Linked DNA regions of Homo sapiens: region 2 is linked to region 1. Evidence: read pairs that join two places in POLR2A ChIA-PET (ENCODE). Cell type or tissue: IMR-90. All regions are shown on one strand. Each heading gives the region's core, and the rest is flanking DNA. Links, peaks and the distances in the headings are about the cores only. Region 1 has its middle 15 kb from the start of WWC3. Region 2 overlaps SHROOM2 (shroom family member 2).

Region 1 (12,482 bases), core at 1,805-9,804:
TAAGACACCAGGATTTCTCACAGTAGCACGTCATGTCTCTCTTTTTTTTTTTTTTTGACAGAGTTTTTGCTCTGTTACCCGGGCTGGAATGCAATGGCGCAATCTCGGCTCACTGCAAACTCCGCCTCCTGGGTTCAAGCGATTCTCCCACCTCAGCCTCCCAAGTAGCTGGGATTATAGGCACCCGCCACCACGCCCAGCTAATTTTTGTAGTTTTAGTAGAGACGGGGTTTCACCATGTTGGCCAGGCTGGTCTCAAACTCCTGACCTCAGGTGATCTGCCCTCCTCGGCCTCCAAAAGTGCTGGGATTACAGGCATGAGCCAATAACCCCTACTGAATTTGTATTTGTGCTTACTTGTTAATATCTCTTCTCCCCTACTCGACTAGAACAGTGGTTCTCAACGAGGTGATTTTGCCCCCCAGAGACATTTGGCAATATCTGAGATATTTTTGATTGTCAAGACTATGGAGAGGGAAGAGGCGGTGCTGCTGGCATCTAGTGGGTAGAGGACACTGATTATAGGCTGCTAAACCTCATTCAAGGCACTGGACAACAAAGACTTACCAGCCTAAAACGTCAATAGCACCAAGGCTGAGAAATCCTGGGCAAGAAGCAACAGGAGGAAAAGAGCCATGTTTCATTCTCCACTGTCTATCTGCAAAGAGCAGGTAATCCAGATATATTTCTTAAATGAATAAAGGATTATCTTGTTAATCGCTAACATCACACCTTCTTGTCAATAAATGACCTCAAAATCGGTGACCACGGCTCAGACAAGGCCATTTTTTGAGGTATCCAAAATTGAATATTATTTGGAGTATTCATAAAAAGATATCTTCCTGCTGTCATCACAAAAAGAGAGACACCAGACATGCTGTGCCTTTAGGGAAGAAAACACCACCACCTACAAGAAAATCCTTCCCCAAAACCCAAATCTGATTAAAGCCTCTAGAAAGATTCCACAGATTCCAAAGGCCTTCATTAGCAAATAGAAAGGACATTTATCTATCTATCTTAGGATTCCTTTAAGCGCAAAGGTCTTTAGAGCTGGAGGGAAAAATACACATCTTAAGAACCAGATAAATACAAAATCTCAAGTGATCTATGCTGTCAGCCTACAAATGTCCAGGTGTATGTAGAAGAATCAATAACGTGTGTGACTTAAAACTAAGGGTTAGGAGCCTCGAGAGCAACTCCCGTAAATTATGTCATCAGGGACATAGCAATTATGAGTAGGGTTCAAGTACCCCATTAGGGTCATTGACAAGAATTTAGTCAGGGTGCAGCCCAAATCTTGGGTGTGTATACCGGCTCAGTCACTAGGATGGTAACGGTCAGCTGTAAGAGGGTGAATCTTTCAGCTCCAGGAGGATTTAGGGAAAGTACAGCAACTCTTAAGAGAATCAAAACTGTAGGATTCATATTCGGAATGCAGAAAGAATCTGTGCGTATTTGATGTTCCATGTATTCATAAAGTTTAAAAGAATTTCTAAGCTTTGGAAATCACTGTAAAATGTATAATTGAGTAATCTTGTGATCTTAGTTGAAAACTATTTTTTTTCTTGTCACTGACTGGAGGCTCATGAAAACTAAATTATATACAGTGTTGGAACATTCTAAGAGAACTTAAGTTTCACCATGTCAATTTAATTCATTAAATTTAAAAGAGTTATTTGTAAACTTGGGAATGTATTTGTTTATTGAGACAACTGAAGCAATTAAGAAGGGAATTGAGTGTAGTCTGTTACAAGTTTTAAATATATTTTAAAATGCATGAAGGTGTTTAAATTTGTAAATAGGGTCAAGTATTTTCCAAAGGCCTCTTAAAAGTGGTTGCTATTATTTGCTGGACTTAAAATAGAATTTAAAAAGAAAAGAGAATAATAAGATTTCTAGACTGAACTTAGAAGGTTAAAGGAAAACTAGGCATTAGAACTCGTAACTCAAATAAATTGACTGTGAAATTTGTAAACCTGAATAAATCCCTTTTTGTGCACACACAACACTCTTGAAGGCTATGATCAACACTTCCGAAAGGTCATACAATGTCCAGATGAATGTGCTCGTGTAAAAAAATTACAAACTTATCTTTGCAATCCTATGTCAATAATGGCAAACCATATTGAAATACCATATTATTTACCAGATAAATTCCACCCTAACTCAGAAAGCTTACTCACCTCTCCAGAGTCTGCTTGAAGCTGATAAGATCTGATATGATGCAAGTTGCCTTCCTGCTAAGGGGCTTGTGTTTTCGTTTTTGCACAATCTCAATCTAACTTTCTGCCCTTGTTTTACATTCTCTCCCATTTATAGATTTGTGTGTGTGTGTCTGTGTATTTGTGTGTGATTTGGTTGTCATCTCAATAAGCTATTTCATCACTAACCAACTGATTTATGCTCCTTATAAAGGATCAGTTTAACTCTGTCACTTTAGCTAGAAGTGTTGATAGAAGGTCCTAATAATGCTGTTTGCAGCCATATGTGCTTTGGAAGTTACCGAGCTCTGACCGGGTGAATTCCACTGTGGTCTGATTGTGGCCAACAACAAAATGAGTCAACCATTCTCTGTGGTCCACAGAGCAGCACCATCAGCATCCTCATTAAAAATGGGGATTCTCGGCCGGGCGCAGTGGCTCACATCTGTAATCCCAGCACTTTGGGAGGCCGAGGCAGGCGGATCACGAGGTCAAGAGATCGAGACCATCCTGGCCAACATGGTGAAACCCTGTCTCTACTAAAAATACAAAAATTAGCTGGGCATGGTGGCACGCACCTGTAGTCCCAGCTACTTAGGAGGCTGAGGCAGGAGAATCGCTTGAACCTGGGATGCAGAGGTTGCAGTGAGCCAAGATCGTGTCACTGCACTCCAGCCTGGCGGCAAAGCGAGACTCAGTCTCAAAAAAAAAAAAAAAAAAAAAATGCGGGGAGTATTCTCAGGCCACACCCTGGACCTACAAAATCAGAATCTGCTCTTTAACAAGCTCCTCAGAATCAGAACCTGCTCTTTAACAAGCTCCTCAGGTGATTCCCATGCACATTAAGTTGAAGAAGCATTGATGAAGAAGGGGAGAAATGGGTGGGGCTAATAAAAAGAAGCATCAATCTAGACAAAAGTTCAGGTAACAGTAATCACTGTTTCAGTGATGTGTTGCTTGAGTTTTATGCTCAACAGAGTGCACAGTAGCATTTATTTATTTTTATTTTATTCTATTTTTGAGATGGGGTCTTGTTCTGTCACCTAGGCTGGAGTGCAGTGGCACAAACATGGCTCACTGCAGCCTCAACCTCCTGGGATGAAGCTGTCATCTCACCTCAGCCTCCCATGTAGCTGGGATCACAGGCACGTGCCATCATGCCTGGCTAATTTTTTGTAGAGACAGGATCTCACTTTGTCATCCAAGCTGGTTTTGAACTCCTGGGCTCAAGCAGTCCTCCCACTTCGGCCTCCCACAGTTTTTGGATTACAGGTGTAAGCCACTATACTCAGCCTTATTTTATGTGTGTGCGCATGTGTGTGTGTGTGTATGTTTTTGAAACGGAGTCTCGCTCTGTCGCCCAGGCTGAAGTGCAGTGGCATGATCTTGGCTCACTACAACCTCCACCTCCCGGGTTCAAGCAATTCTCTGCCTCAGCCTCCTGAGTAGCTGGGATTACAGGCACCCACCACCACACCTGGTTAATTTTTTGGATTTTTTTTAGTAGAGACGGGGTTTCACATCTTGGCAAGGCTGGTCTTGAACTCCTGACCTCATGACCCTCCTGCCTCAGCCTCCCAAAGTGCTGGGATTATAGGCATGAGCCACCGTGCCCACCTGCCCACCTGCCTGCCTTCCTTCCTTCCTTCCTCCCTCTCTCTTTTCTTTTCACCTTTGTTTGTTTGTTTTGTTTTGTTTTGAGGTGGAGTCTCGCTCTGTCGCCCAGGCTGGAGTGCAGTGGCGCAATCTTGGCTCACTGCAAGCTCCACCTCCCAGGTTCACACCATTCTCCTACCTCAGCCTCCCGAGTAGCTGGGACTACAGGCGCCCGCCACCACGCCCGGCTTTTTTTTTTTTTTTTTTTTTTTTTTTTTTGTATTTTTTAGTAGAGACGGGGTTTCACCGTGTTAGCCAGAATGGTCTTGATCTCCTGACCTCGTGATCTGCCCGCCTCGGCCTCCCAAAGTGCTGGGATTACAGGCGTGAGCCACCGTGTCCCGCCTCTCTCTGTCTTTTTTGAGACAGCATCTCACTATTTATGGTTGCCCAGGCTGGCCATAAACTCCTGGACTCAAGTGATTCTCCCACCTCAGCCTCCTGAGTAGCTGGGACTACAGGCGCATGCCACTGTGCCCAACTCTTGATTTTTTTCTAACTAGTTATAAACATAAAAATATTGTTTTCACACTATGCTTTTTTTCACAGTATTTTTTAAATCTAACTAAATGGTGATTTTTTTTTTAAAGGTTCCAAATGTTGGCAAGGGCACCGGAAAGCAGGAATTCCAGGGAATGTGAAGTGGTGCGTTTTTGAGGGCTGGCAATGGGGCCTCACATATATATCAAACACCTTACAAATGTTCGTACTCTTTGACCATTCCTAGGCATTTATCCAAGGAAAATAACCAGAGATGTGCATAAACATTAATGGGCAAGGATATTCATCATAGCATTATTTATAGTATTGAAAAATTGGAAACAGACTCCAACTTGCAGTTCTGGCAACTGGGCAGATTGGGTAATACATCCCCTACCCTCCATATTTCTCCAAACACATAGGCATGCTGTATAAAATAGAATACCAATATCAAATACGCAGACAAGCTAGGAAGAAAAATCCCTTTCCTCAGTCAGAAGGGGGTTGTATCCCTACTTAGACACTCACTGTTAAGGGCTGAGGTTTTCATTCCAGCACGAAAGTAAAAGACATGATGTTGACCCCATAAGACAGGAAGCTAGGCGGAACTGAGACTCCTGCATAAAGCTGGGACATGGACTGACCACCTCCTTCATGAAAGGGAGGAGTAGGCAAACTTCTCATCCTCCCAGGGAAGTAGCAAGGAAGCTTTTTTTTGGAGATGGAGTCTTGCTGTGTCACCCAGGCTGGAGTGCACTGGCGCCATCTTGGCTCACTGCAACCTCCGCCTCCCCAGTTCAAGCAATTCTCCTGCCTCAGCCTCCCGAGTATCTGGGATTACAGGCACCCGTCACCACGCCCGGCTAATTTTTGTATTTTTAGTAGAGACGACGTTTCACCACATTGGCCAGGCTGGTCTCGAACTCCTGACCTCTGGTGATCCGCCCTCCTCAGCCTCCCAAAGTGCTGGGATTACAGGTGTGAGCCACCGTGCCTGGCCAAGGAAGCTTGTTTCTTGTAGATACTCCAAGGGAGGGAATGGAAAACAATCTTAGAAGAAAACAGAATCTCAAGTCCATGCATGGAGTTGTGGAGTGTGAATGCACACCATCCTTGTGGCATGGAAATTCCAGACGAGAAATTAGTGGAAAAACGGGCCCCAGTCCAGTCCCTGGAGTATCTGGCAGAAACAAACGTAATCTACTTGAGAATTAGTAGCCTGAGAAATTAAGATAATAAAACTTAAATACTAAAACTTGGTTGTAGTAACCAGTTATTTTAAATTCTTTTGGAGTTGATGAGACATGAATTCTCAGAGTAGATAAACAAAAACAAATCCACACCTGTACGTGTCATATTAAAACTTCAAAACACAAAAGTTAAGAGAAAAATTTAACAAGAAGAGAGGGAAAAGAATCACCTACAAAGGAAAATGAAGTCATTTGATAATAAGAATCGCACCAGTAACAAAAGAAGCAGGAATGCAACGAATAATATCTTCCACCAGCTGAAAGAAAACACCTGATAATTTAAAACTCTATAACCAGATAAACTAATGTTTAAGAACTTAAGAAACAGGCCGGGTGCAGTGGCTCCAGTCAAGTGTAATCCCAGGACTTTGGGAGGCTGAGGCAGGCAGATCACTTGAGGTCAGGAGTTCAAGACTAGCTAGGACAACATGGCAAAACCCCATCTCTACTAAAAGTACAAAAATTAGCCGGGCATGATGACAGGCGCCTGTAATCCCAGCTACTCAGGAGGCTGAGGCAGGAGAATCACTTGAACCCGGGAGGTTGAGGTTGCAGTGAGCCGAGATTGCACCACTGTACTCCAGCCTGGGTGACAAAGCAAGACTCTGTCTCAAAAAAAAAAAAAAAAAAAAAAAAGAACTTAATAAATAGGCAAAATCTATATTTAAAAACAACAACAACAACTTAAGGCACTACTAGAAGACTCAAAGGAAGTCTTGACCAGAGGGAAGAGCTTGAATAGGAAATCACCAAATTAATCTACTAATTTTATAAAATCCCAAATAGTATAACAATATATTTTTACCAATAGATAAGCTATCTTAAAAATGGAAAACACAGTGAAAGAGTCAGAAAACATTGCAAAAAAGAAGACTAAGTGGAAAAGGCAGGACTTGGTCTGTTTGATACTGAAAGACACTGTAAAGCTGGCATAATTGAAAAAGTGCATTACTGAAGCATTAGTAAGCAGATAGGCTAATGAAGAAGGGAACTGAAATGAGTACACAGCATAAGAAATTAGCACATGATAAAGTGGGGGTGCGAATGTGTGGGGAAAATGGCACGATTCAATCAATAACATTGACCTGGCTGGGTGTGGTGGCTCACGCCTGTAATCCCAGCACTTTGGGAGGCCGAGGCGGGCAGATCATGAGGTCAAGAGATCGAGACCATCCTGGCCAACATGGTGAAACCCCATCTCTACTAAAAATACAAAAATTAGTGGGCATGGTGGTAGGTGCCTGTAATCCCAGCTACTTGGGAGGCTGAGGCAGGACAGTTGCTTGAACCCGGGAGGCAGAGGTTACAGTGAGCCGAGATCGCGCCACTGCACTCCAGCCTGGGCGACAAAGCCAGACTCTGTCTCAAAAAAAAAAAAAAAAACAAAACAAAAACAAAAACCATTGAGCAACTCTGCTGCAGCCACCTGGAGAAAATCTGTGCTGAATTCTCTGGCAGGGACTGGTATCCATCGTCACTGGAATCCATTCTCCCCTTCTTGCAGGACACATGGATACATTTGGTGGCCCCATTTGTGGTTGGGGGTGGCTATAATGTTAAAGTTGTCCATGGAGTGTGGGTAGAAGTAAGAGGTGTGGATTCTGGCCCAGGACTTAAGACATCCTAGAGGTGTGTGTCCTTCATGCTCTCTTTCCTCTTGCCACTTGCTGCTACCCACAGATGGAGGCAGCCCACCATCAAGCTAGAGACAAGGACAACATCCTAGGGGGTGGACCGGAAACAAGAGGAAACCTGAATCCCCAAATGACTCTTTGGAACCAAGTCACCCAGTGATCTCGAGTGTCTACCTCGGTCACTTGGTGAGATTTGTAGTTTAAGTCACTGAATTATTATTATTATTGTTATTTTTTGAGATGGAGTCTCACTCTGTCACCCAGGCTGGAGTGCAGTGGTGTGATCTCGGCTCACTGCAACTTCCACCTCCCAGGTTCAAGCGATTCTCCTGCCTCCGCCTCCCGAGTAGCTGGGATTACAGGCATGTGCCACGATGCGCGGCTAATTTTTGTATTTTTAGTAGGGACAGGGTTTCACCATGTTGGCCGGGCTGGCCTCGAATCCCTGACCTCAGGTGATCCACCTGCCTCGGCCTCCTGAAGTGCCAGGATTACAGGTGTGAGCCACCACACCCGGCCAAGTCACTGAATTTTATGAATCTCCTTTCTAAAACAGACTAGCTTTTACTCTGTCTCATACAGATCCCAAACTCACATCTCAACTAAATAAACTCTAGATGGATCAAAATCTAAATGCAAGCAAACAAAGTAAGTATGGGGGATTTTGGTGTTTTTTTTTGTTTCCTTTTGTTTTGTTTTATTCGAGACAGGGTCTTGCTCTGTTGCACAGGCTGGAGTACAGTAGTGTGATCATGGTTCACTGCAGCCTCAATCTCCCAGTCTAGACCAATCCTCCTGCATCAGCCTCCATAGTAGCTGGGACTACAGATGTGCGCCACCATGCCCAGCTAATTTTCTTATCTTTTGTACAGACGGAGTGTTGCTATGTTGCCCAGTCTGGTCTCAAACTCCTGGGCTCAAGCCATCTTCCCACCTCAGCCTCCCAAAGTGCTGGGATTGCGGGCGTGAGCCACTATGCCCCGTTATGTGGGGAAATTACTATACAATTTTTAAATTAGAAACAAATTTTATGTTTATATCTTACTTGTACAACTTGATGATTTGATATATGTGTACATTGTGAAATAATTCCCACAATCAAGCTAATTAAATATCTACCCCGTCCCATAGTTATGTTTTTTTCTTTGTGGTGAGAACACTTAGGATCTACCCTGTTAGCAAATTTCAAGTACACAGTGCAATATTGTCACCTATAGTCACTGTGCAATACATGACATCTCTGGAATGTATTCATCTGGTGAAACTGAAAGTTTGCACCCCTTGACGCACGTCTCTCCATTTTGCCCTCCCCCAGTCCCTGGAAACCCCCGTTCTCTTTGGCATCATGGAAACGCTGGCCTCATAACACAGCCCAGAGCTGGCTGCCTGCCTCCACTGCAGTGTGGCTCCTGTTAGCACAGTTCACTTCACCTTCTGCGCATTCCTATGAAGTCAGACACTGCGAAAGGGCTGAGATTGTCCCCTCTTGCCAGGGAACGAGGTAGCCTGTGCTGGTTCCATGCACACATCTGACCAAAGATCGCAGGGCTCGGTTCAGAGACACAGACTGTGTGTTCTTCACAGCAGAAAGCAGTAGCTCTGCAAGCTCCTGGGTTGGTCCCCACCATCCCGATTCCCATGGGCCACGCAGAGGGCCAGGTGCTCGCCTGCAGCTGTGCAGGTTGCGCCGCAGGAGGGGAGCCCTGAATTGGGAGCTGGAGCTTTCCTTGAGGTGACTTCATGACCTGCCGTCCTCCCCTCCATAGACATGACCTGGAATGTCACTCGCTGCCCAGGGGCTGAGGGAAAAGCTCTCTTGGGCTGTAACGCTGGAAGGTAAGCCCTTATCTCCTGGGAGGGGACAGAGAAGGCTTTAGGATGTGGGAATGCCTCTGCAGAGGGAGACGATCTCTATCTTTACTAGATGCTATCTGTAGCTCCCAAGACTGGTGGCTCTCCAATCAGCACTGACCAGAGCTTCTCAGGGCCCTTTGCTCCCAGCAACCAGACTCTGTGGGAATGCTGAGACATCTAGGGAGAATGGTCACCCAACACTTTTGTTTGCCATTTCAGGCCTGGGGTGCTGAGATGTCGCCCACTGTTGCCAGCCATTCGTACTGAAACAGCCCTCGTTGGTTGCCCCCAACCTGCTCCTGCTTTTAGAAATATAGTCGTCCATCTCTCTGTATCCACAGGGTGGTGGGAGATGGGTTCCTGGATGCCCCACAGATCCCCAAATCCAAGGATGCTCAAGTCCATGATATGAAATGGTGTAATATTTGCATATAAGCTAGGCACATCCCCTGTACACTTTAAATCATCTCTAGATTATGTATACTATTTAATACAATGTAGATGCTATGTAAATAGTTGTTGTACTGTATCGTTTGGGGAATAATGACAAGAAAAGGTCCGTGTATGTTCAGCACAGATGCAACCGTCTGAGGTCTAACTACACAGTACACATCAGCCACAGTGGAACATTGTGGACCGCAGGAGGGTGAGGCAGGAGGCAGGGGGATTGCTTGAGGCCAGGAGTTCAAGACCAGCTTGGGCAACATGGTGAGACCTCATCAACAGCACCACCACCACCGCCACCACCACAACAACAACAAACCAATGAAACATTTTTTGGAACTTTTGTTTGAATTTTTTCAATCCCTGGTTGATTGAATCTGGGGATATGGAATCGGTGGATAGGGAGGGCCCCACACAGCCCCTTTGTTAAACTCACCTTAAATTACTCAGTTTGCACGTGCCACGTGCTTGCTGTAGAGATCCTCTCCGGATTAAGAATATATTTTTAAAAACTACAAATCAATGGGAAAAAGACAAACCTAACGGGATGAGAAGCAAAGGCTCTGGGTAGGAAATTCACAAAGACAAAACCTTGCTAGCCAATAAGCATAAAAAGATGCTTGACCTCAGAGAGGCCAAAGCCGAGTCTCATACCCCACAGTAGTGGCGAGAATGTGAGGAAATGGGATCTCATTCGCTACTGGCAGAACTGAAATCCGAGGCATTATGGAATGCGATTTGGCAGTATCCTGGAAACTGCAGAGGCTCAGCCATTCCTCCGCTAGGAGTGCCAAACGCCGCACGTCTCCATTCAATCCTGCTCTCCGCGCGCCCCCTGGTGGCACTAGTCCGCACCTGCCCCATCCCAAGCGCATTGATTCCCAATGATTGGAAACAACCAAGTGTTTGTCAATAGGAGAATGTGTTAGTAAAGTATATTATATTTATAAATTATATAGTAGGACAGCAAAAATCAGCTAGGTCTAAGTCAACATAGGTAAATCTCTAAATCATAATGTTAAGTGAATAAAGGATATGCTCTTGTGAGTATGTGTGAAACTTTAAAACTCAGAACAATACTGTATTGTTTAGGAAACATTCTTTTGTAGTTAAAGTCTGTGATCAGGGATAGGGAGGATAAACACAACCTTCAGATTAGAGGTTACATGTGGGATGGAAGGATAGGAATCAACTGGATAGAGGAACCATTCAACTCTACCTGTAAACTATTGTTTCTTAAAAATGTCTGAAGCAAAGATGGCAACAAATTAACACATATTAAAATGGAATAGTGATTCACTGGGTGGCTGTAATATTCTCATATATATATATATATATATATACATATATATATATATATATATGTAGAGAGAGAGAGATGGAGTCTCGCTCTGTCGCTAGGCTGGAGTGCAATGGCGCAATCTCGGCTCACTGCAACCTCCAACTCCCTGGTTCAAGCAATTCTCCTGCCTCAGCCTCCTTAGTAGCTGGGATTACAGGCACGCGCCACCACAGCCAGCTAATTTTTTTTTTTTTTAGTAGAGACAGGGTTTCACCATGTTGGCCAGGATGGTCTCGATCTCCTGACCTTGTGATCCGCCCACCTCGGCCTCCCAAAGTGTTGGGATTACAGGCGTGAGCCACCACGCCCAGCCGACAACACTTTTTTAAAAAAATTTGTCCCCCTCCATACAATTGGTTTTTAAATTTTTTTTATTTTTGTGGGTATATAGGCACCTAGCCTCTTCTCTGTATATTTTATATATGGGAAATCTTTTATAATTTAAGGACAGTTAAAACAGCCTAAATGACTAATTTAAATCAGTGCAACAAGTCACAGTGCATCAACAGGATGGAATACAGTGCACCTTTTAGAAATCACCATATCAAAGAATTTAGGGATACTGGGAAAACGCTCAAGATACATTCAATGTGAAAGGATAGATTAGAAAACAATTGTTAAGTGAAATAAGCCAGGTACAGAAAGACAGACTTTGAATGTTCTCACTTATTTGTGGGAGATAAAAATCAAAACAATTGAACTCATGGTCACAGAGAGTAGAAGGATGGTTACCAGAGCCTGGCAAGGGTAGTGGGTGGGGAGTGGGATGGTTAACGGGTACAAAACTATAATTATTAATAGAATGAATAAGATCCAGTATTCGATAGCACAACAGGGTGACTACAGTCAACAATAATGTATTGTAGGTTAAAAATAACTAAAAGAGGCCGAGCGCGGTGGCTCACACCTGTAATCCCAGCACTTTGGGAGGCCGAGGAGGGTGGATCATGAGGTCAGGAGTTTGAGACCAGCCTGGCCAATATGGTGAAACCCCATCTCTACTAAAAATATAAAAATTAGCTGGTTGTGGTGGTGTGCGCCTGTAGTCCCAGCTGCTCGGGAGACTGAGGCAGGAGAATCGCTTGAACCGGGGAGGTGGAGCTTGCAGTGAGCCGAGATCTGTCTGCCACTGCACTCCAGCCTGGGTGGCAGAGTGAGACTCCGTCTCAAAAAACAAAAACAAAAACAAACAAACAAAAAAACACAAAAGGAATATAATTAGATTGCTTGTAACATAAAGAAATGATAAATGCTTGAGGGGATGGATTCCCCCATTACCACAATGTGATTATCATGCATTGCATGCCTGTATCAAAATATCTCTTGTACCCCATAAATATATACACCTACTATATACCCACAAAAATAAAAAATATTTAAAAACCAATTGTATGGAGGGGGACACATTTTTTAAAAAACAGTGTTGTTGGCCAGGCGTGGTGGCTCATGCCTGTAATCCCAGCACTTTGGGAGGCCGAGGCAGGCGGATCACAAGGTCAGGAGATCGAGACTATCCTGGCTAACACGGTGAAACCCTGTCTCTACTAAAAAAATACAAAAAATTAGCCGGGCGTGTTGGCGGGTGCCTGTAGTCCCAGCTACTCGGGAGGCTGAGGCAGGA
Region 2 (12,482 bases), core at 3,277-11,276, 100 kb after region 1:
TTTAAAAAAACAGACAGGGGGCCAGAGTTGGCCTGTGGACCATAGTTTGCTAACCCCTGACTAAAGCAATGATTACACAATCCTTTCCTCTGTTGAGTCATCAATATCTGCTTCCCTAGAACTCGAAACCAGTGAGTCTAGGGGTGCTTTATCATATTCTTCCAAGTAGAGAAGAAAGTTGCTCTGCTCCCCCAGGAACTTGTTTCCAAGTGACCCTGACCTAGACCCCTCAACCCTTTACCATCTGACACCACCCGATTTGGGTGAGCTGCTTGAGAGTGTCGCACAAACCATGAAACCCAAACTCTGCAGATGATTCCGGAAGTGATCTGAGGAAGGATGGGATGCAGGTGTGTGGGATTTGCTTAGGAGAAGGGGAGCCGGGAGGGTGCTCTGGTGCATACAGTGGGCAAACACAGAGTGGAGAGCGGCACGGCAGTGTGGAGACTTTCTATTCAGAGACACAGCCTGTGTTACACCGGCTCCAGTTCTGCTCAGGGAGCCACAGGTAAAACTACCTGTGCCTGGTAAACAGGAGGCAGGGCTGACTCACAGAAAGAAACAAATGACTTGAAGGAAGGGACCAGGCGAGTTCTGCAGAGGACATCCACATACCTGACTCAGAGGTTTCCTTGTCTTGCTTCCTGCTTTAGGGCAGGGCAGGAAGGAATGTGGAGAAGCGAAAGGCCCCTGTGGCTGCTGGGTCCGGTGGGACAGTAGGGATGCTGCCCGCCTCCCCCCTGCCCCAACGCCAGGGGGACCAGCAAGGGCTGGAATCTAGCCAGAGTCCTCTTAGCAGGCCTGCAGGGAGGGCAACCTGGTCACCGTGTGGCTGCTTTTGCGCTATCACGGCAGAGCTGAGTGGTCGCAGCAGGGACACTATGTTCCTCTGAGCCAAACATATTTATCATCTCATCTTCCGCAAACTTTGTCAATCTCTGAACTACAGCTGCTTAATGCACAGACCCATTTTATTTATTTATTTATTTTAATTTTTTTTGAGACAGTTTCACTCTTGTTGCCCAGGCTGGAGTGCAATGGCACGATCTCGGCTCACTGCAACCTCCGCCTCCCAGGTTCAAGCGATTCTCCTGCCTCAGCCTCCTGAGTAGCTGGGATTACAGGTGACTGCCACCACACCTGGCTAATATTTTAGTAGAGACGGGGTTTCACCATGTTGGCCAGGCTGGTCTCAAACTCCTGACCTCAGGTGATCCACCCGCCTTGGCTTCCCAGAGTGCTGGGATTACAGGCGTGAGCCACCACGCCCTGCCTGACAGACCCATTTTAAATTAAAAAAAGTTTTCTTATGGATTCCCAGTGTTGAGATTTTTTTTTAAAGACTGAGATAAAATATATCATAAAATGTGCCCTTTGAAACAGCGCAGTTCAGTAGTTTTTAGTATATCACAGCAGTCACCATCACCACTATCAGATTCTAGAGGATTTTCATTACTCCAGAAAGAAACCCCACGCCCATGAACAGTCTCTCCCTCACTTCTCCCCTCTTAACCCCTGGCAGCCACTAATCTACTTTCTATCTACGGATGTGCCTATTCTGGACATTTTATATAAATGGCATCATACAATATGTGATTTTTATTTTTTTTTATTAGACTGCTAAATGTCTCTATATAAAATCTGTTTCCTTATTTTAATGGTTCTTAGGCTATAAAACACAAAACAAAATTTGCAAGTTATATGCAAGCAAAACTGTAAAGCTGATGTCAGGTCTATATGACAGGTGATGTGGCTTTGCTGAGCATAAACCATGATGCTCGCGGCCCAGGGCACTGCAGTGCCGCTGCTTCTTGGCCCAGCTATCAAAGTTTCCTGGGTGCCACAGAAGGACTCATCTCAGCCATCACTTTTGTTTCGACTAACAGGGCACAGAGCTCTGCTGGCACGGTACCCTGATGTTCTTCCTGTCCCTCATCCATGGGGAGCACATCATTTACAGGGGAGTCCTGAACTTACTCTTTACTTCCACCAAGGGAAACTGTGTCAGCACTGTGGTCAATGAGACTCCCACACACACATACACAGCCATGGTCTTGCACACCATCCACAACACTTGATTTAGATTCTAAGAGCTAGTATGGAAACGAACACACAAAAATTTAAACTGGCAAAGAGGACAGACATGTTCCCAAGGATGTGCTCCAAGTGCCACGTGCGAGAAAGCCCAAAGCAGAAATACATCACTGGCTCCCGCGCCGTCACCGCCCACGCGTCAGTCCTCCCTCGCCCTCCGGCCTTCTGGACTCTCCTGGCGTTGGAGGCGGTGGTGAGCTGTGTGGTATGCAGGGGCCTGAAGCGGGTTGCTCAGCTGGCCCGGTGGGATGCAGACCTGACACGTGCTGCTAGCTCTGGCGGCCTCCTCTAGGAATTCTTTGGGTTTGTGCAGATTTAAAAGACACAAAACTTGTGGGAATATTTGAATGCATTTTCTATTTATATTGAGAAGGAGGTGACTCAGAACTATTTCCTTTTTTATTTCAAATGTGTGGGCCTTCAGAAAACAGATGAGCTAAATCGATTTCTGAGACTAACTGCAAGGACCTAACTGCCACATAAGACACTGAATCTATGGGACTCTTAAGTCAAACTTTAAAAATGAACACATTGGCTGGGTGTGGTGTGGTGGCTCACCCTTGTAATCCCAGCACTCTGAGAGGCTGAGGCAAGAGGATCACTTGAGGCCAGGAGTTTGAGGCCACCCTGAGCAACATGGCAAGGCCTTCTCTACAAAAACTTTTTTTGTTTTTTTAATTAGCTAGGTGTGCTGGCGCATGCCTGTGATCCCAGCTACTCGGGAGGATCACTTGAGCTTGGAGGTTGAGGCTGCAGTGAGCCATGATTGTGCCACTGCACTCCAGCCTGGGTGACAGAGCAAGACCCTTTGAATGAATCAATCGGTTATCAATCTGTACAGCCTTCTGGGTGGATGTCTGTGTCACCTCAGCCCAATCTGGGTGGAGGACTGGACTAGGACACAGCCAAGAGGAATGGAGGCTGGAAGAAGCTAAAGGGGAGAATGGACATCTATGTTTCCAGGTAGCTCTCTGGAGAAAGGTGAAAGCCCCAAAGGATCCCGTAACATGCGAACGCAGCCAAGGTCGGCCCAGAGGCTGAGAGCTTTGAAGAACGCAGCCAGCTGACAAGAAAGGAGGCCAGAGGAGAGGCAGAGCAGAGCGGGGCTGCCACGTCAGCACGTGCTACGGGAGTCTCTCCCCCAAGAGAGGCCGCTGGGGGCTCCAGGGATGGGGCTGCTGGGAAACAAAGGGGCAGCTTTCCACAGGGCTGGATTCTTCTGGAAAGGCAAGTCTCAGGCCACAGCCTAGGAGTCACATGAGGGATCAAGGATCCTGTGCGAGTACAGCTACGTATGTTGGCACCCAACCATGGGGCAGCAACTGTTGTATTTTTTGTAGAGATAGAGTATTGCTAGGTTGCCCCAGCTGGTCTCGAACTCCTGGACTCAAGTGATCCTCCTGCCTCAGACTCCCAAAGTGCTGGGATTAGAGACACGTGCCACTGTGCCCTGCTCAATGACACAAATTCTGTTTGTAGAAGACTGCTTACCTGCCCCATCTAGAACTGAGATGCCTGAGTTAAATTTTCCTCTGCATTTCCCTCTGGCTTCCCTCAGCTCTGGCATCTTGGGGCATTGGTCACTTTCACCCTCCTTTTGCACACTTCTCCCTCCACACGAGGGCTTTGTGGATCTGCCTCCCTGCTCCCGCTTCTCCTCCTTAGCCGAAATCCTGTAACCATAAACTATCACCTGAAAGCTATTCCTTCTAAATAATCTAGAATCACGCGACCAAACCAAAAAGTAAACAAACGGGTGGCCGCCTGTCTCGGTCCTGGGTTTCTTAAAGTCCCCATGGGTATAAATGTAAGGGGAAATTGTAGTTGCAAAGTAAGGCATAAAAACAAGGCCAGGTGTGGTGGCTCACACCTGTAATCTCAGCACTTTGGGAGGCTGAGATGGGTGGATCGCTTGAGCCCAGGAGTTCAAGACCAGCTTGGGCAACACGGTGAGACCTCATCTTTACAAAAAAAATACAAACATTAGCTGGCATGGTGGTGTGCACCTATAGTCCCAGCTACTCCAGAGGCTGAGGTGGGAGGATCACGTGAGCCCAGGAGGTGGAGGCTGCAGTGAGCAGAGGTCGCACTACTGCACTCCAGCCTGGGTGACAGGGCGAGACCCTGTCTCAAAAAACAACATCAAAAAAAGACATAAAGGGAAGTCCGCTAGACCCATGCCGCAGGCTCTCTCCTACAGCTACCGTTTATCCCTTCTGGGGTGAGGGTGTTACATCCGCAAGTACTCCCTGCACAAGAACCTTTCTGCTCAGCATGCAGTACTACACTGTACAAAGCTATGCAGAATGCTGGGCTCTGCCCTGACAAAATTCCAAGATCAAGTTTCACCTTTTTATCCTGACCCGATCCAGCACAGTCTATTCATAATTACCTAGCACAGCAGCTCAGAATGGAAAGCTTCAATTGCCCTGAGCTAATTGAAGGCCAGGGAAAGCAAACATCTGCCCTAAAGTGACAAATGAGGGGGAGAGCTTGGATGATAAATCTCTGTTACTTATTCTGAAATCTACATGAAGGAGCTTGTTTTGTAAATGAAAAATTGGTCTTCACATGAATCTCTGTACACCAAGTCACCTCTCAGGGAAAACATCCAGGAAGATGACCCTCAGGTTCATTTAGCTTGTTTATACATATTATATGAAAGCAAATTTTTCCCTAAAGAGCTCTATTTCGTATGCATTCAATTTTGCAGCTGGTATTGGGATTTAGGATATACTCTCTTTCTTTGCCTCCCCTCCCATCTGTCCCAACAAAATACAAGCCTGAGGTCAGTGCCAGCTCATCAGTGCTTGGCAGTGGCTCCTGCAGGCGGGGGCGGAAGTGGCTGCAAGAAGGCACAGAAGGAAGACACTGCCAGCACCCACAGCTCCAGGGGGCCGCCCCCAGATCTCATTTCAGTGCCAGTCTCTGGAGCCACCCAGAACACAGTCCTCACCCAAGGCCTCTCGAAATTGAGGAGCAACGAACAAATGTGGTACCTCTAAACTTTCCTACAAGGTCTAAAATCTCATACCCAAAACAAATCTGTGCTACCAAATTTATTTTGAGATGTTTATGTCTTCTTGATTCCAAATGCCATGCTAGTGCAGAAGGATAAATAAAGGCCATTTCACTTACTAGTGTGTAAACTAAAATTCTAAATAAAATTTTAGGACACACAATGTACCAATATGGAAAGATTATTCACCACAATCAAGAAAGACTAACTCAAGGAAGGTCAGCCTGGTATTTATCCATTCAGCCACCAATCCATCTGTTTATACATCCACCTACCCATCCTTCTATCTTCCCATTCACTCATCCATCCACCTTCCCATGCCTCCATCCATCCATGCACCCATGTATCCATCCATCCACTTGCCCTCCCCTCTATCCATCCATCTATCCACCCACTCACCCTCCCTTTCATCCATCCATCTACTTATCCATCCATCCTCCCACCCACCCACTTACTTTTCCATTCGTCCATCCAACCACTTACCCTCCCATCCATCCATCCATACACCTCTGCATCCATCCACACACCCATCTATCCATCCATCCACTTACTCTTCCATTCATCCATCTATCCATCCATGCATCCCTACATCTCATCCATGTATCCATCCATGCATCCATCCATCCATCTATCCACTTACCCTTCCATCCATCCAACTATTCATCCACCCACCCTCCCCACCCTCCAACTATCTACCTGAGGACTGGTCCATCCATCTGTCTACTCAACCACCCATCTGTCCATCCACCAGTCCCTCCATCCATCCAACCATTTATTGAGCATGTAATCTGTGCAGGAATTATGTCAGGTACGGGGTACTGAGAAATGAAAAAGTAAAATCCCATCTTCCAGGAGCCAACGGTCCAGCCCAGCAGACAGCAAGGAATAGTGAAGGTGTACAAATACATCCGTGATGTGAGTTTAAGAGTCACTGTCCCCCTGCCAAACCATCCCAGTTTGAAGAGGTTAGCACATTCATGGGGCAGTGGATGTCCACTTTCAAGGTAAACTCTTAAAGATGGATTGACTGAACCAGAAGGTGTGCAGAGCTGTCAGCCTTCAGTTGCATGGTGCCAAGGAACCCTCCAGACAGGTTTCTCAAAAAGCCCTCCAGTCAGGTTTTGCCAAATGCCCCTCTTCTGTGCCACCCACAGGGTGACAGCTCCCTCTTCCCTTCATCTTAAAGGCTTTCACATCTGTCATGAACGTAAAGCCTGATCAGCTCAAGGGTAGGATGACACTTCCTGAGAGAGCTGACAGCAGGTAGAAGTGGTTACTATAAAGGTAGAATGGAGAAGCAGGGACATTTCTCCCAGTGTTAGGGACTGAACTGTGCCCCACAAAATCAATGTGCTGAAGCCATAACTCTTAGTATCTCAGAATGTGACTGTATTGGAAGACAGGGCCTTAGAAGAAGTAATTAAGGTAAAATTAGGTAATTAGGGCCATTGGGGAGGGCTCTGATCCAATAGGACTGGGGTCCTTATAAGAAGAAATGATACAAAAATGCGCAGAGGGACGACCTTGTGAGGACACAGGGAGAAGACGGCATCTACAAGCCTAGGAGAGAGGCCCCAGGAGGAACCAGCCCTGCTCACACCTTGCTCTGGAACTTCCAGCCTCTAGGACTGTGGGAGAATCCACTTCTGTTGTTTGAGTCCCCCAGTCTTGGGGAGTTTGTTATGGCCACACTAGGAAACAGACCCAGCATTCAAGGGGCCCCAAGTCAGCAGGAGAGAGCATTTCCCCAAAGCAGGCTCCAGCTGGCTATGATGCCTGAGCTTGTGGGTCTGAGGTGAAGCCTCTGATGGCAGTGGGGGTGGGGGCTGGGGTGCGGTGGGCTGTTCAGGACAGAAGAGCTGGAGGGAAGCAAACGTGCTGGGTCTGCTCCCTCAGGTTCAGTTCTATTTTAGCTCAAACGCCACCTGTTTCTCCCATAACCCAGCCAGAAGTCACTTTGCTCTATCTCCTCTGAGCTTCTGAAACATCATGTAACTTAAAAAAAAAGTATCATCACTTCAATCTGCCCTACTTGTCTTTATATTAACAGGATCTTGAACTTCACAAAAAATGTTATCTCTATTTGGTTCACATGAGCAACAACAACAAAAAACAATTCCGATCTCAACATTCTTTTGTTATCCAAACAGAATACAATACATACTTTTTGCTACGCATCGATTATCAGAGCAGCACTTCATATGATTTACACAGACATGTTTACGTTATTTGAAACTTATGCAAAACACTGGGTATCTTCAAACCTTTGTATTCTAGATTTTCTTTTTGGTGGGCAAAGAACAATCCCTTGCCTGAACTTTGACTTCTATTATTCTCCATTGAAATTTTTCAAGTGTATTCTTTCTTGCTGGTCCTTCAGAAATTAAAGAGTCTCTGAAAAAAGTTGAAAACAACTTTTCAACCTACATATTCTCGAATTTCATCGCGCCTCACCACTCAAAAAAAAAACCGCACCCAACAATTCTGAAAATTGCTGGGTTGGTAGCTCAAAAGCAGAGAGTTTCTGGAACTAATTTCTTTGGAGTGGTTATGCAGTCTGCTGGGAGACATGGCCTTGATGAATGAAGCAGGGGGCCCCGCTTCCTCTCGACCCTTTCAGTATCGACAGTGCCATTCACTCACTCACACACAGCCTGCACGTGACAGCTGTTCAGGGCGACCCCCTCCATGCACAGCAGAGCTATACACTCTCACCAGCACGGGTGCCCTCTGCACAGATGATACACTGGTGGCATCGGGCAAAGCAAGGCCCGCATGTGCAGAGCCCATCGAGCACTGCCCACGATGCACTGCACGGCCAGCCTCAACGGCCTGGGAGCTGGCTTGGAAAACAGACTGCAGCTGGTGCTCGGCACGTGACCTACTTGGAATCCACAGTCATAAAGCTCTAATTGTGCTTCTCAGACACAGCTAAATTCTGTAGGTGGATTATTCGTCGGCCTTTCTGACCCACGCATTCTTGGTTTCAGCCTCAGAGTCTGTTAAGTAACTGCAGAGACTTCCTACACAAGCACACACACAATATCAATCCTGTCGTTGCAGAGTCACATAAATATTTGATCCCCTTGTAGAAGGATAACAGCTCTGTTTAAGGCCAAATGAAATAAAACCCCATTACATGAGGCTCTTGAAAGCAAACTTTTAAATTGGTAATTTCTGCAACAGAACCTTGAGTTTTGAGGTCAGTGTTTAATGTGAATGTCATGGCAATCACACAACATTCTCAAGGCGACAGAAAAATCCACACCCGGGGACCCTGTCGTGCATTTACTCCCATCCCTCCATCCGCCTTTTTGAAACAAGATTGCACCACATCTTCTGTAGAGACGCACACTCTCTGCCTGCCCTCCTCGTGTGATGAAGGGGAAGATTATACTATTTTTTTTTTTTTGAGACAGGGTCTCGCTCTGTTGCCCAGGCTGGAGTGCAGTGGCGCAATCCCCATTCACTGCAACATCCACTTCCCAGGTTCAAGCGATTCTCGTGCTTGAACGAGTAGCTCAGCCTCCAGGGTAGCTGGGACTACAGGCATCTGCCACCACACCTGGCTAATTTTTTTTTTTCTATTTTTAGTAGAGATGGGATCTCACCATGTTGCCCAGGCTGGTCTTGAACTCCTGGGCTCAAGCGATTCACCTGCCTCAGCCTCCCAAAGTGCTGGGAATACAGGTGTGAACCACCACACCCAGCACAGATTATACTATGTATTTAATCTAACCCTGTCCTTGTCTCAACTAAGCGGCTACGGCGCACATTCTGGAATTATGGCACAAAACGCTCTAATCTCCTGCTGCTGCCACAGTTCCTGCAGATGCTTGAAGCCTCTCTTTGGGAGGTGACTAACTCGATTTCTATTTTAAAGCTCAAAATTAACTCATTAACTAGGTCCAATTTAGGAAGGCCTGCCCTGTTCCTTTCTTACTAACAATCCTTAGAGGCAACTCTGATTTCCAGGCCGCGGCTAGGCACACAGCTGTGTGCTAGATAGCTAAAGCTGCCCTTCCATAAGGCGCTCTGTGCAAAGCGTGCAGCTCCAGTATGTTCAACTGGACTTCTCATTATGTCTCCATAAGCAGTCTCACCGTGCGGAAAACACAGTAGCCATTTTAAGAACCAAAAAATGTCACCGCCGTGTAAGAAGGCCTCCCCGCCCTGGGATGTGTCTCCAGGCAGGGCTGCAGGGTGCACAGGCTCTGCCCAGACCTCCAGTACGTCAGGGATGCTAGAAATCACGCCGGATTTCAGCCGCTTTGGGTTTGGCAAAAGCCAGACATCTAGCCATGTTAACCAAGCACCCACCCATCGTACAGAAGCCCACCCTCAGACGCCTCTTCAGTAACTCTGAATCCAAATTTCACCCACCTCGGCGTGGACTGTCCCTCCTCGGCCCGGACTGCGGAGGGAAGCTCTTCTCTGGGCTCGCCGGGGTCCCCTGCCTGCCTTCGCAGTTCGACAGAAGCTTCCTGCAAAGGGCAACATAATGAGACACCAAGTCCTCAAGCTGCCTTCCTCAGGACATCTGTGATTATGAAAGCCCTCATTTGTGGGTTTGCCTTGCCAGGGCAGTTCTACAAAGCATTTCATTGAGATGACTGAAATAAGACCCCACGTCCACTTCTGTTCTGGGCAGGAAACAACTCCTACGTGAAGCCTGTAAAACCGTGTGGCACAATTGGCCAAAAGAAATAAAATAAAATACAGCTGGTCACAAATTACAGCGGTGAAGCCTCAAGCTCTAGTACTCGTCAGAGCCTGGGATTCTTTGCTCCTGACAGAGCAAGCATGGAATTCTCAGAGGTCATGCTGAATAGCCACAAGCCAGGGTATCCAACAGTGGAAATAAACACTCACAGCATCTGTGTGGATTTTCAGGGCTGGGACGCCACAGAGCAAACCAGCAGCCTTCTTTCCATGCACTTATTAGGTATCTTGTATTAAATTACTAGTGGTTCTTTTTTTTTTTTTTTTTTTTGAGACAGGGTCTTGCTCTTTTGCCCAGGCTGGAGTATAGTGGTGAGAACACAGTTCGCCACAACCTGAACCTCCTTGGGCACCGCCACACCTGTCTTAAGTTTTTTTTTTCTTTTTTTTTTTTTTGTAGAGATAAGGTCTTGCTTTGTTGCCCAGACTGGTCTGGAACTCCTGGCCTCAAGTGATCATCCTTCCTCGGTCTTCCAAAGTACTAGAACTGCAAATGCACCACCGCACCCACCCTGGATTCTTTTAAAAAGAAACTGCATCTATCATTGTGGAACATTTTTTTCTTTGAGATGTGCAAGTGCAGATGTAATAGGGAGAAAAAGCTTTCAAAGGGGGTAGGTGCAAGAGAGAAAGAGACTGTTCACTTTGAAGCAGGGCTAAGAAATATGCAGTTTTCTAGAAAGCTGGACATTAACTCTCACCATCAAAACTCTCACCTTAATAAAGTGCAATCACTTAATGTGTTTTAAATACATTTTGTCCCAGAGCAATCCTTGAAAATACTTGCAAATAAAAAACAGAATACTAAAAAAACCCAAATACTATAAATATTAAAGGTCATCCATCAGTGTTTGAAAAGTGGCTACTGTATGTCATTTTAAGCTTTTACATAAACCACACATTTCCATGTCAGAGGCGTTAGTTATCATTTTCCATAGTTTCTCCCTCCAAGTTCTTTGCTGAGTATGAAGGTAGGAGCAAGCTACTTAAGGGGAAACTCAGTTAAAGCCAGAGATTATGGCAACGAGAACGAGAATGAAAAATGTGGGTTTTCGGGAATATGGCAGTTTAAATTGCCTTGAAGGTGTCAACTTTGTCCCCAAATACCTCTAACAGAGGACACTAGGAGATCTGGAAAAGGTAAATGCTCGCACAGCTGGAGCTGAGTAGCCCTGGCGTCAGCCACTGCATTCTGGGTGTGTCCTGTCCTTGGGTTAAGATGATGGTCAAGGGGGCTGTGGCTCCATGCTTACCTGCTTGTAGTGGTCTGTGGACGGTGAAGACCGGGACCTCCCATGAACGTGCTGCGGCCTCTCCTGTGGGTCCAGGCTCACATCCAGGATGTCATCCGCTGAGTGGCAGCGCCCAGAGCTCCTGGCCTCCAGAGGTTTCCTCTGTTCCTTCCAAGAGGCCTGATACTCTGCAAAGGTGCCGAGCCTCCGCGGCAGGTCTGAAGTCCCTGCCTTCTCCGCTGCGCTGTGAGCGTTGAGGCTGTCCCCAAGGGAGGTGGTGCGCGACCAGGGCTCCGTGCCCTCACATGTGCGGCCCGCTGTCCGCGGCCTCTCTGGCTTGTCTCTCGGGATTCCGTGAAGAGCTTGCTTCTGGGCAGGCCTCTGGGGAACAGGTTTGCTCGTTTCCTCAAAAAACTTCCACCTGTCAGCAAACGTGCCCACAGTATCCTCAGATGTCCTGGGGTGCTGGTGAGGACTGTAGCCCCTCGTGAGGCCCACCTCGTTCATCTTCTCAGGTTCCGAGTAGGACTTCAATTTCTGCTCAGCTGTGAACCGTCTCCGGCCTCCGATGCGGGGCGGGTGGGGCCCGCCACTTGTAGATGAGGGTGGCTGGGCCAGGCCTGCCTCCCAGAAGTGGGGGACAGTGTCTGGATCCCCCATCCGGTGTTCCAGTGACTCCGGGTATAGGTCTCCTGGGTTGGGGTCCAAGTCGCGGCGCTTGAAGGACGTGGCCCTCAGGACCCGGGCTTGGGCCTCTTTCAGGTGGTCTTTATAGGTGCCAGCGAGGGGTCCTTCCTGGGTGCCACCTCCCAACCCGGCCCTCCAGCGGCCGGTGCCATCCTCCGCCTCCCCTGCTGCAGTCAGAGCCACTGTGCTCCGGCTCTTCTGCAGCTTGGCTCTATGCATCTGGATCTCATTCCGCAGGGTGGTGGCAAAGCGGTCGCTTCTTCGGGTGGGCTTGCCCACGTGGGCGTCGAACGGTGGCGGTCTGGTGGCGCTGTCCTCTGGACTGCTCTCAGGCCGGCGCTTCCCCTCCTGGGTCAGGGAGTGCAACAGGGGCGTCTCCTGCGGGCAGATCCTGCTGCTCTCCCCATCTGCCCACGTGATGCTGGCTGCCAGCCTCTGGCTGGCTTTTTCTGCACGGCTGGCCCTGGGAGGCTCCTGGGCTCCCGCGGAGCAGCCCTCGGCCCCTTTGTCCAGCGGGTAACACCGTCCTGTCTCGCGGGCATCCGGAGGACCCTCAGGCTGAGGTAGGTGATGGCGTGGGCTCTGGCCCACCGTGGGTGGGGGAAGACTCTCGAGGGCTCCAAGGGCTGTGTCAGAAGGCCAGCATCCCGCCCAGAGCTGTGCTGCTTGCAGGTCTCCCTGCACACAGGGCCGGGGACCCTGCCAGCCGCTCCCCAGCTTCTGGTCAC

Evidence for each region. Peaks named below come from ENCODE experiments on the same cell type or tissue, not always from the same donor. Only the 100,000 strongest peaks of a DNase experiment are listed, where the experiment ranks them.
Region 2: POLR2A ChIA-PET joins it to region 1 with 10 read pairs; 2 of 35 experiments call an interaction of 5 or more read pairs at or near these places.

Annotation. Positions count from the first base shown.
Region 1 is chrX:9,993,809-10,006,290 of GRCh38, reverse strand. No RefSeq gene overlaps it. Among named protein-coding and RNA genes, the nearest start is that of WWC3, 15 kb to the left of the region's middle. RefSeq lists an enhancer at 8,396-8,775. In IMR-90, for the core only: no CTCF peak of the experiment used is centred there; DNase peaks (open chromatin) are centred at 2,220 and 2,520; H3K27ac peaks cover 201 bases.
Region 2 is chrX:9,895,305-9,907,786 of GRCh38, reverse strand. It overlaps SHROOM2 (shroom family member 2), which reads right to left. Exons shown (of 10, transcript NM_001649.4): 4 at 11,089-12,482; 5 at 9,497-9,597. Among named protein-coding and RNA genes, the nearest start is that of CLDN34, 66 kb to the left of the region's middle. In IMR-90, for the core only: no CTCF peak of the experiment used is centred there; DNase peaks (open chromatin) are centred at 8,066 and 9,826; H3K4me3 peaks cover 529 bases; H3K27ac peaks cover 2,989 bases.